Linked DNA regions of Homo sapiens: regions 1 and 2 are each linked to region 3. The links are chromatin contacts, found by Hi-C in ENCODE. All regions are on one chromosome and are shown on one strand. The core of a region is the stretch at or near the end of the contact, and the rest is flanking DNA. Distances in the headings are between cores, read along the strand shown. Region 1 has its middle 91 kb from the start of LINC02628. Region 2 overlaps IATPR (ITGB1 adjacent tumor promoting lncRNA). Region 3 overlaps PARD3 (par-3 family cell polarity regulator).

What was found. Hi-C counts contacts between places; a loop is a spot of excess contacts on that map. Pooled maps may share reads with other maps.
Region 1: a loop to region 3 is called in a map with no recorded cell type, with 6 times the contacts of the local background. The contact joins two enhancer-like sites. A Hi-C loop is called at or near these places in 2 of 168 maps with a recorded cell type or tissue (PC-9 and endothelial cell of umbilical vein), 3 of 37 single-sample maps with no recorded cell type and 5 of 50 pooled maps.
Region 2: a map with no recorded cell type shows a loop between it and region 3 (5-fold over the local background). The contact joins two enhancer-like sites. A Hi-C loop is called at or near these places in 2 of 37 single-sample maps with no recorded cell type and 3 of 50 pooled maps.

What each region holds. Positions count from the first base shown.
Region 1 is chr10:33,507,585-33,511,485 of GRCh38, forward strand. No RefSeq gene overlaps it. Among named protein-coding and RNA genes, the nearest start is that of LINC02628, 91 kb to the right of the region's middle. Within about 2 kb of position 1,732, at least 8 of the 41 ENCODE cell types and tissues checked have a DNase peak (open chromatin) inside an H3K27ac peak, as active enhancers do.
Region 2 is chr10:33,094,150-33,097,670 of GRCh38, forward strand. The region is part of intron 1 of IATPR (ITGB1 adjacent tumor promoting lncRNA); the gene reads right to left. Among named protein-coding and RNA genes, the nearest start is that of IATPR, 21 kb to the right of the region's middle. RefSeq lists an enhancer at 1,818-2,483. Within about 2 kb of position 1,947, at least 2 of the 41 ENCODE cell types and tissues checked have a DNase peak (open chromatin) inside an H3K27ac peak, as active enhancers do.
Region 3 is chr10:34,536,930-34,540,433 of GRCh38, forward strand. All of the region lies in intron 2 of PARD3 (par-3 family cell polarity regulator), which reads right to left. Among named protein-coding and RNA genes, the nearest start is that of PARD3, 280 kb to the right of the region's middle. RefSeq lists an enhancer at 2,951-3,240. Within about 2 kb of position 1,807, at least 8 of the 41 ENCODE cell types and tissues checked have a DNase peak (open chromatin) inside an H3K27ac peak, as active enhancers do.

The DNA.
Region 1 (3,901 bases), core at 482-2,981, 1.0 Mb before region 3:
TTTCTTTTTTTTTTTTTTTTGAGACAGTCTCATTCTGTTGCCCAGGCTGGAGTGCAGTGGCGCAATCTCGACTCACTGCAACCTCCACCTCCCAAGTTCAAGTGATCCTCCTACCTGAGCCTCCAGAGTAGCTGAGCCTCCAGAGTAGCTGGGAGTACAGGCATGCGCCACCACGCCTGGCTAACTTTTGTATTTTTAATAGTGACGGGGATTCACCATGTTGGCCAGGCTAGTCTTGAACTACTGACCTGAGGTGATTCACCTGCCTTGGCCTCCCAAATTTCTGGGATTACAGGCGTGAGCCACTGTGTCTGGCCTGGACTAGGGAAATCTTAATTGCTCTGAGAAAATGCAATCTCCTCTTCTTTCCTCCCTCCCTCCTTCTCTGTCTTTTACTCTCTCTTCTCTCCCCGTGAGAGAGCTGCACTTTGCACTCTTTCTTAAGCCACCGATCTTCTCAATGGACTCAGAATTTTGACAGCTTTTACAGTAGGGAACCCTACCACAGCACGGACCTTGATACCTCTTTGAACAGGCGAAGGTCAAGGCAAAACACAGAGTGAAAGCTTCAATAAATATTTCAAAACACACTCTTGCCACATCACCTTTCGCTTATTTTTACAATATGCTGCACGCTTACTCACTCTCACACTCACAAACATAACTGCACAAACATCATTTCCCATTCTTTTGATGTTTAAATACTTTCCTTCTCCTATCAGATGAAGTTTATATTATCTAGGCTTTGTCTCTGACAATTCTGATGTTGTTGTTATGGAAATATGTCAAGACATTTCTTTGTAAAAATTCCCAATGAGGCTGGGCACAGTGGCTCACACTTGTAATCCCACCACTTTGGGAAGCTGAGGTAGGAGGATCACTTGAGTCCAGGAATCAAGACCAGCCTGGGCAACATTGTAAGACCCCATCTTTACAAATAATAGTAATAATAATTAGCTGGGCATGGAGTGCATGCCTGTAGTCCCAGCTACCCAGGAGGCTGAGGTGGGAGGATGGCTTGAGCTTGGGAAGTTGAGGGTGCAGTGAGCTGTGATCATGCCACTGTGCTCTAGCCCAGGTGACACAGTGAGATTCTATCTAAAAAAAATTTTCCAATAAACTTTACATTATAGTGATGCCCCTGTGGTTGTGGGCAATGTATAAATGATTTGACTAATTTTTTCCCATATGTCAATTCAACCCTCAATATTTTCCAAATTTATCTTAGAATTTATATTTAAATTTATGAATTATCTTGAAAGACCTGATTGTTTGGAATCTACCCTCATCTATTCTACTTATTTGAATCTTTAGAAAGATTATTAAAGGAATATTTAAGTGTGTTGTTTCATGGAAATTAGGAATACCGAGTTATAATGTAAATATATTCATTCAGAAACTGGGGTGGGGGTCGGGGGGGAAGTCCTCAGGGAAGATACAGTATTCACTATTGACGTTGGTTTAATATTGCTTTGTACAGTTGTTTAATATGTACGTTGTTTGTATTTTATCTTGTATATATCTCTCCACCACACATTAATCCTTGGACTGTTAGTACATACAGAACACATGTCGGGATGCTTTCTCAGTGGACCTCATCTTCAGGGATCATTTTATTTCCACAGTTTAGTGCCTCCTTACTAGAATAGAGAACTCCATAATTTTTTCTAAAGATTCTATCAGTCTTGATCCAATGTGCTAGGTGATAAATGACTGAACGCTGGCCCCGGAGGGGAAGTTAGCAATGAGTCATGCTGTCTCCTAGTAACCAGTCAGTAAATAGCTTCCAGCAAATATTTTAAACCTCAAAGCACACTTACCTTTGGTATTATCCTTAGACAGACTATCCTCATCTATATCTGCACTCTCATCTCTCTTTCAGAACTTCTAAGAAAGGAGAAAAAGTGGGATCGGGTTTGCATATGACGTCACCCCCTTGAAAACCCACATGAAAACATTCCTACCCCAGGGAGTCTGTCTCAACAAACCTTTTCCTTGATTTGTTTCTCTGTATTTTGCTTGCCCTCAAATGTTATGAAGCCATGTATACTCCACGTAATTTTCATTTGTTTGTTTCTAGATAGGCCCTTCTATGTAACTATTCAATGAGTCCATACTGATGTGTGATTTCAGAGTTTAGCATGGAGGTCAGCACACGATCAGAACAGAAAGCGACACTCAAGCACCCTGCTCACACATCCCACCAATGACACTGTTTCAGACTAATTAATTTACATGTGTAAAGGTTATTTAAAACATAAATCCTCCCTAAGTGAGAGGTGGGAAAGGGGAGAATTAAGCCTATTAATCTTGTTCACCTTATCCCCACGTAAGACTGTTTTCTTTAGACATTTAGGGTCAGACTCTGTAGCATGGGAGTCCTTATTAGGGATATGGAAAAAAACACGAGAGTTCGTTTTGGAGCATGGAACATCAAAAGATGTGTCTATGTAAATGAATGCAAAAGGCTACTTTAGATGGACAGAGAGCAGCAAGAGAGCTCCAGACTTTAGCAAAGGAGGGATGCAAAGAGAAATAACTAGGAAGGGAAGATGAGTAGCAGGAACCAAGGTCACTGTGAACCCTCTTAGCCTAACTCTAAGGTACGGCTGCAAGTCTCTGAATTAAACTGTGAGCCTTTTAAAGATGTGATTTCTTCTGTTTCCTTGTTTTCCTCTAAAACTCTATACAGAGTAAGTGTGCAGCAAATGTTTGCTGAACAAATACACTTCCATTTTAGGTAAAAAGTATAGATGGTCCCTAGACAGAAAATAAAGCACTAAGACTGTTTGGCAGGGTTATAAGAGGTAGCGCTGAGATTTTGCCAAGAAGGCTTTTGGCTTTTGGCTTTTGGAAAATTAGTCCCAAAAGTTAGTGCTCTCTTGGATAAACTGAACCCCCGATCCTTCTTCAGGGCATCTTTTAAAATTTATTTATTTTTTATTTTTTTCAGACCAAGTCTCACTCTGTTGCACTCCCAGGCAGGAGTGCAATGGGGTGATCTCGGCTCACTGCAACCTCCACCTCCCAGGTTCAAGCTATTCTCCTGCCTCAGCCTCCCAAGAAGCTGGGATTACAGATGCTCGCCACCATGTCTGGCTAATTTTTGTATTTTTAGTGGAGACAGGGTTTCACTATGTTGGCCAGGCTGGTCTCGAACACCTGTCCTTAGGTGATCCACCCACAGGGCATCTTTTTTTTTTTTTTTTTTTTTCTTTTTTCTTTTTCCTTCTTTTTATTTTTTTTATTTTTTATTTTTATTTTTATTTTTTTTATTATACTCTAAGTTTTAGGGTACATGTGCACATTGTGCAGGTTAGTTACATATGTATACATGTGCCATGCTGGTGCGCTGCACCCACTAATGTGTCATCTAGCATTAGGTATATCTCCCAATGCTATCCCTCCCCCCTCCCCCGACCCCACCACAGTCCCCAGAGTGTGATATTCCCCTTCCTGTGTCCATGTGATCTCATTGTTCAATTCCCACCTATGAGTGAGAATATGCGGTGTTTGGTTTTTTGTTCTTGCGATAGTTTACTGAGAATGATGGTTTCCAATTTCATCCATGTCCCTACAAAGGATATGAACTCATCATTTTTTATGGCTGCATAGTATTCCATGGTGTATATGTGCCACATTTTCTTAATCCAGTCTATCATTGTTGGACATTTGGGTTGGTTCCAAGTCTTTGCTATTGTGAATAGTGCCGCAATAAACATACGTGTGCATGTGTCTTTATAGCAGCATGATTTATAGTCCTTTGGGTATATACCCAGTAATGGGATGGCTGGGTCAAATGGTATTTCTAGTTCTAGATCCCTGAGGAATCGCCACACTGACTTCCACAATGGTTGAACTAGTTGACAGTCCCACCAACAGTGTAAAAGTGTTCCTATTT
Region 2 (3,521 bases), core at 697-3,196, 1.4 Mb before region 3:
CTATGGAAACAAATGTTGCATTGGGACAAAACACAGGTTTGTGAAAAAGATATATCTGTAGTATTCTTTCAGAGCTTTTGGTTTTAAGTAAGAGAAACCAACTCCCTTTGACTTAAACCAGAGTGAAATTGAATGGATGATACTGATGAGCAAAGATGCAGGAACTGAACAAGCAGAAAACAACAGAAGCTGGATAGCTGAAATCACAGTCAAGGCCAGGCCCAGCACATGCTAAGCAGGCCGCAGCTGGCTGCTGCTGACCTCAGCACTGCTTCCCCTGAGGCCAGGCAGTGTGGGCTTTGCAGCTGCCAGAGTTGATGTCTCCTGCTCCACTCTGATCACCAGCTTCAGTTTTAAAACCAAACTGGCTGAGCCCAGGCCACAATGCCTACTTTATGACTGGGAGGTGGAAAAAGGGGGTAATCTACTTCTTCTAGCTTCACTAGTGGGAGCAGGTCTCATCTCCCACAAAGACTGCTATGGTTTGGCTGTGTCCCCACCCAAATCGCATCTTGAATTGTAACTCCCACAATTCCCGTGAGTCATGGGAGGAACCTGGTGGGAGGTGACTGAATTATGGGAGTGGGTCTTTCCTGTACTGTTCATGTGATAGTGAATAAGTCTCATGAGATCTGATGGTTTTTTAAAAAGAGAAGTTCCCCTGCACAAGCTCTCTCTCTTTGCCTGCTGCCATCCATGTAAGATGTGACTTGCTCCTCCTTGCCTTCTGCCAAGATTGTGAGGCTACCTCAGCCACGTGGAACTGTAAGTTGATTAAACCTCTCTTTCTTTTGTAAATTGTCTTTATCAGCTTCATGAAAATAGACTAATACAAAGACCTAATTAGGGAATTCCTCAAATACACAAAGGAGTCTACTAAATGCTGGATATCTAAACAACTTCCACTACTTATACCCAGAAACTTAAATCTAACTCAAGCCAGAAAACACCTTTGAAGGTGAAATTTCCAAACAAGAGCAGACTAAATTGGGCTTGTTTTATTAACCCAGGTCTCAGCTTCCTTTGTTACTTGGAGATGAACCTGACTACCTCTACCACGTGCTTCTGGGGCTTTCTGGTTGTTTTTCCAAGGGAGGCAATTCCATAATATACAGGGCACATGTGAAATAAGATACACTGTCTGGGAGACAGCAAGCAGGTTGTCCTAAAGGGTAAGATCTAATTCTTGCATTTAAAATTTTTCCTCTGGAAAATTGTGTCAAATCTCAAAAATAATGCTATATAGGGTAAAATAATGATTTGGAGTTAACTGTACACACAGCCCAATTCCTTTGTGATAATAGGGTTTTTTTTCCTATTATATCAACAGAACAGCACTTTGGAACATATGCACTTGAATACGTGATTTTACCAAATCAAGGAAATTCAGTAAGAATCTTTATGATGCAATTTTACTCTTCAGACTAAAAGTACATAAATACATATCACACACACATTTGATACATAATATAATTATTCTATACCATAATATGTCACATATTAGCATATAATATATGAAATGTAATTATCTGTGATATATAATGAAAATTATATATTAAATATGTATAATTATACATAACATAGTATGTTTATAGCATAGTGTAGCATATAAATTGTCTTATATCTCTTTTTGCTTATTTTCTCCCTTTATCTCATATTAATTATTTGCCCATTTTGAAACTCATGAAGTAACAGTTTAATAAATTAGGTATTATCATTTGCTAAACAGGTGATTAGGGAGAGAGGTAAAGTGATATTTTAAGTAATTTCTTTGGAGTATCTTCTTGCTACTGTGTTCTCTGTTTCTGTCAGTGTAACGGGGAAATTGAAAGTTGGCTAGATATCATTTTAAGCTACTATTCATTTTCATTTCCCCATTTTATTTTTGTGAGACTATTTCACTTGTCAGTTCAAGACGTTAGACACATTTGATTAAATTATCAGTGAGTGATCATTGTGACAGTAAGACGCAGAAGAGGAGAGGTGAAAAACGTTTGCAAAAGAAAAGCAGAGATATAGAAGAATGGGTAGGAAATGAATGGGGTGATGAAACAGAGAAGTCTCAATAAAGCCCCTGATAAACAAAGCCAGGTGTCCCAGCAGAAAACCTTGCTTCCCCCATCCAGCTGTGCTCCACAGGCAGCCCCTCTTTCATCTGGGCAGATCCTTTTCATAGTTAAAATAGCTACTATCAACTTAGGAATAAATGTGCCCACAGTACAGCTTCTTTATAAGAATGGCATCATTCCCTCTTCTGTTAATGGAGATGGTCTCTATCTACATGGATGTATAGAGAAAGGATTTTTAAGACCCACTTTACCCCAGATCTGTTTTACAGCAAAGCTCTTCATGATAAGTTCCAGCCAACATCACATTTCACAGAGCTTGAGAAAGCCAGCGCAGTGGGGAATCCAATCTCCCAGGGTGTGGTAGCATCTTCTTATATATTTGGAGTCCCTTCATACATAAATCAGAGGAGAAGACAGTCATGTAATGCTCACAATTATGGCCTGTGAAGTATGCAAGACCTGGGTCTCAGAAAGCCACAGCTCCACAAGGCATTAGATTTATGCCCATAGCAAATTACCAAAACTCTCAGAAGCCCTTTTGTGCTGGTCCACAGTGGAGGAGAAGTCATGGAATTTTTTCAAGAAGGATGTTGGAAAGATTGCATGAGGAAAAGTTCTCAGGATGCTGTCAGGCATACAGTAATTATTATAATCAGAATATGGTTGTTAATTCTTGTTGATGAAAATAGCCAAACTTTGTAAAATATTTAAAGAGATTTATTCTGAGCTAAATGTAAGGACCATGATCTGTGACACAACCTCAAGAGGTCCTGAGAACATGTGCCCAAGGTGGTTGGGTTACAGCCTGGTTTTATATGTTTTAGGGAGACATAAGATATCAATCAGTACATGTGAGGTACATATTGGTTTGGTCTGGAAAGGCAAGACAATGTGGAGCTGTGGGGGAGGTGGTGAGGAAAAGGGCTTCCAGGTCATAGGTAGATTTAAAGATTTTCTGATTAGCAATTGGTTTAAAGAGTTAAGTTATTATCTAAAGACTGGGAATCAATAGAAAAGAGTGTCTGGGTTAAGATAACGGGCTGTAGAAACCAAGGTTTTTATTATGTAGATGAAGTCTCGTAGGTTGCAGCCCTTAGATACAATAGATGGCAAATGCTTGCTATTCAGATCTTTAAAAGGGGGAGAATATAATGAGCCATGTCCAACGGCCCCCCACTTCCGATCATGGTCTAAATTAGTTTTTCAGGTTTCTTTGGAATCATTTTTGCCAAAAGGGAGATCCATTTGGTTGGTTGGGGGGCTTAGAATTTTTTTGGTTTGCATTCTTATATGTTTTAAAGGTTTTTGTCTTCTTCTCCTTCTCCTTCTCCTTCTTCTCCTTCTTCTATTTTGAGATGGGGTCTCACTCTGTTGCCCAGGCTGGCATGTAGTGGCACGATCTTGGCTCACTGCAACCTCTGCCTCCCTGGCTAAAGCAATCCCCTGGCCTTA
Region 3 (3,504 bases), core at 557-3,056:
AAGAAAAATTAGGGCTTCAGTGATAAACTTAATTGGGGTCAAAGTTAGAAATATAACAGGAAGCAACTTCTAAGTTTTGTTTTTCTGTTAAGACACAAGGTCTTGCTCTGTCATCCTGGCTGTAGTGCAATGGGTGTAACTAAGCTCACTGCAACCTCAAACTCCTGGACTCAAACGATCCTCTCACCTCAGCCTCCAGAGTAGCTTTGACTACAGGTGCGTGTCACCACACCTGGCTTATGTTTTAATTTTCTGTAGAGACAGGGTCTCAATGTATTGCCTAGGCTGATCTCAAAATTCCTGACTTCAGGTGATCCTCCCACCTTGGCCTCCCAAAGCACTGGGATGAGCCACCACGTCTGGCCCGTATTCTAACTTTTTGATTCCTTCTCTTGAAGACCTAGTCAATTCTGAATTGAGTTATATTCTGGGTAAAGAAAATTAAAAACAAAATGAAAAAACAATTTCTGGTGAAGAATGAGAGAGCCAATGACACAGAAGGAAATAAGAGCAGTACTACAAAAGGAGCAACCAGGATGCATCTGCCAAAGCCAAGGAGACAATGGGTGTTCACAGATTCGAAGTCCAACCAACCCAGACCTTGACTACACTGGGGTCCACACTTCCCACTAACAACTTTATCTCTGCAACCACAGAAATTACTGGAAATGTCTTAATGCCCCAAGAACTGGAAGCCACTCTGACAATAAAATCACTTTCATACACCAGTCCCCACAGACCATGGTAATAAGGAGACATGACAGCAAATACAAAGAAAAGCCATTGCTTAGACATCTAAAATCAGTTATGTCTTTCAATACCAGTCCAAGAAAGAGAAACAGAAACTCAAACACTGACCACATTAGTGTTTATGGTGAAACACAACTCTGATTAGACAATTAACATCCAGGCTGCCTAAAACTAAAAGCAAGCTTCATAAACAAACCACTAATAAGCTGTTGCTTCTTCTTTGGAAAGAGAAGGTTATTTATAAATTGCTGCCACCTAAAAACTGACCTGATTCAGTACTGTCAGACAGCGAAGTACACTTAGGCAAGTGGCAAATGACAAGGGAAAAAAATCACCTCACAAAGTGTGACACTTCATCCTAAGTGTAATAAATGAACAAAACAGAATATTGCACAAGACTGTGAATTGTTTAGCCGAGATCCGCCACTGCACTCCAGCCTGGGTGACAAGAGCGAGACTCCGTCTCAAAAATAAATAAATAAATAAAATGTAATCTTTATAGTTTCCCACTCATAAAAAGTAATACTGAAGAAAAACCTCTGAATTCGGTAAGTTAGGGTTCCTAGCATCAAATATTCCATGTGAGATCTTAAAAACAACAGGAACATCAAGAAATCAGAGCACCTAGCACGTATGACCACTCTGGGAGACACTGGCTCAACTGCCTCTGTCCCTAATGCAAATTTACCAGCTGAAATCCTTCAGAGATACATTCGCTGATAAACAGGCTACAATAGGTGTAGAAAGATGTGGGTAATGACTGACTAGATTGCAACCTGTCTGAATCATAGAAATTGAAAGAAAATAAGCTTTGCCAAGACACAGAAGCCAAGATTTCAAGCACTTTGGGACATGCAGTTCCACTGCTGGGATGTTTATTCAGAGGTGGCTGTAAGTTTCACTTCACTCTTTCAAGTATGTGCTCGGGGGCTGCACACCAACCGAGGGAGTGAAAAGAAAAATCAGATCAATCTTGCATGAAGCACTTGGTGAGGAGTGGAGGCCAGACGAGCTGGGCAGAAAGAATGAAGTACAGGAAGAGTCACCGGGACAGGAGCCTTCTAGGAAGAAGAGGCTGCAGAAACGCAGGGGTGAGGCGCCGCTCCGGCAGGGCACCAATGATCCAAGTAGGAGATCATGCTGAGTTTCTTCTCCTTCTCATTGTGAGAAAGCAAACACACAGTTTCTTCTAGACCTGGAACACCAACCGTGACTTGCAAACACAATGACACAGATTCATGATGCCTTGTCCACAATTCCAAAATCAAATGACTCTCAAAATGAAAAATTTTTCATAAGTTTGTTAGAAGTACATTTGGTGGCAAAAGCAACTCTGAACCAATCCAAGATTATTTGTAGTATTTATTTACTTGGTGAATATTCACATTTTGCTACAGAAATACCAAAATTTTGACTACAGGGTCCTGCCTCAGACATCACAGGAGGTGTTACATCTTATGACACATATTCCATATTACCTGCCTAAAATCTGAACAACTCAGTATTCTAACATCCAGCCATAATGATTTTAGGTAAAGTATTGTGGTGCTCCCAGATGCTGGAGCCAGTGAAGACTAGCTCATGAGGACTCTTAAGTTTTCAGGAATTTTGCAAGCCAGTTATTACCACCTTCATCATTTAAAAATTAAGATATATAAACTTACAGTTAAATAAATTAAAAAGCAGAGTAATAAATAAGTAAAACTCAGCCAGGCGCAGTGGCTCACGCCTGTATTTCCAGCACTTTGGGAAGCCAAGGCGGGCAGATCACCTAAGGTCAGGAGTTTGAGACCAACATGGCAAAACCCCCTCTCTACTAAAAATACAAAAATTAGCCAGGTGTGGTGGCGGGCACCTGTAATCCCAGCTACTCTGAAGGCTTAGGCAGGGAGAATCGCTTGAACCTGGGAGGCAGAGGTTGCAGTGAGCCGAGATCACGACACTGCACTCCAGTTTCGGTGACACAGCGAGACTCCGTCTCAAAAAGAAAGTAAAACTTCCTATCATCTGTGTTGCATTTTACTACTCTGTGTGGCCTTGGATTGTCCTAGGTCTGCTGTATCTACACAGTGGAAACACTATGTAAAAGTGTATGATGGTGTGTTTTCCAACTCCACACTCAGGGACATCCCATTGGCTTCCTGAAATAGGCCAGGGCGGGAGTGTGTACACCAAAGAAATTGGCAAACACTACAAATCAGTCCCCACTCCTTCAGCCTCAGCTGAGAGTGGTTGTGAAACATTTTACTAACACACTGTCACTTTAAGCTCTCTTGAAACCATACGCGACTACCTTCCAGATCTTCCTATTTCAAAAAGGAGTTCTAGAAAACCACACCAAGTGTGCAGGGCGGAATGGGGAGTCAGAGTCCCTGGAACAGAAGCCTCAGGAGCCACCGTGTCCTTTCCCAGGGTCGTGGCCCTCAGCTGCAGGCAGCTCTAAGGCTTCTTCATGCTGCCTGCCTCCTGCTTCCCAGGACATTCAATTACAGGTTATGCTGTCAAACAACAGCACGCATTAGAGCAGGATTGCTCTGCTGCATCCCCAGGACCTAGAACAGTGTCTTGCACATAGTAGGTACAGAGTAAATATCTATTCAGGGAATGAACAAATCCTCCAAAGCTCCCTGTGGTTCACAACACACTATATTAAAAAAAAAAAAAATGCCAAACATAGTATCTGCTATACCTCGTGTTCTAGCATGAGAATTCATGGAAGGAAGGAAGGTGGATGGCGGGGAGACTACTCCAGTA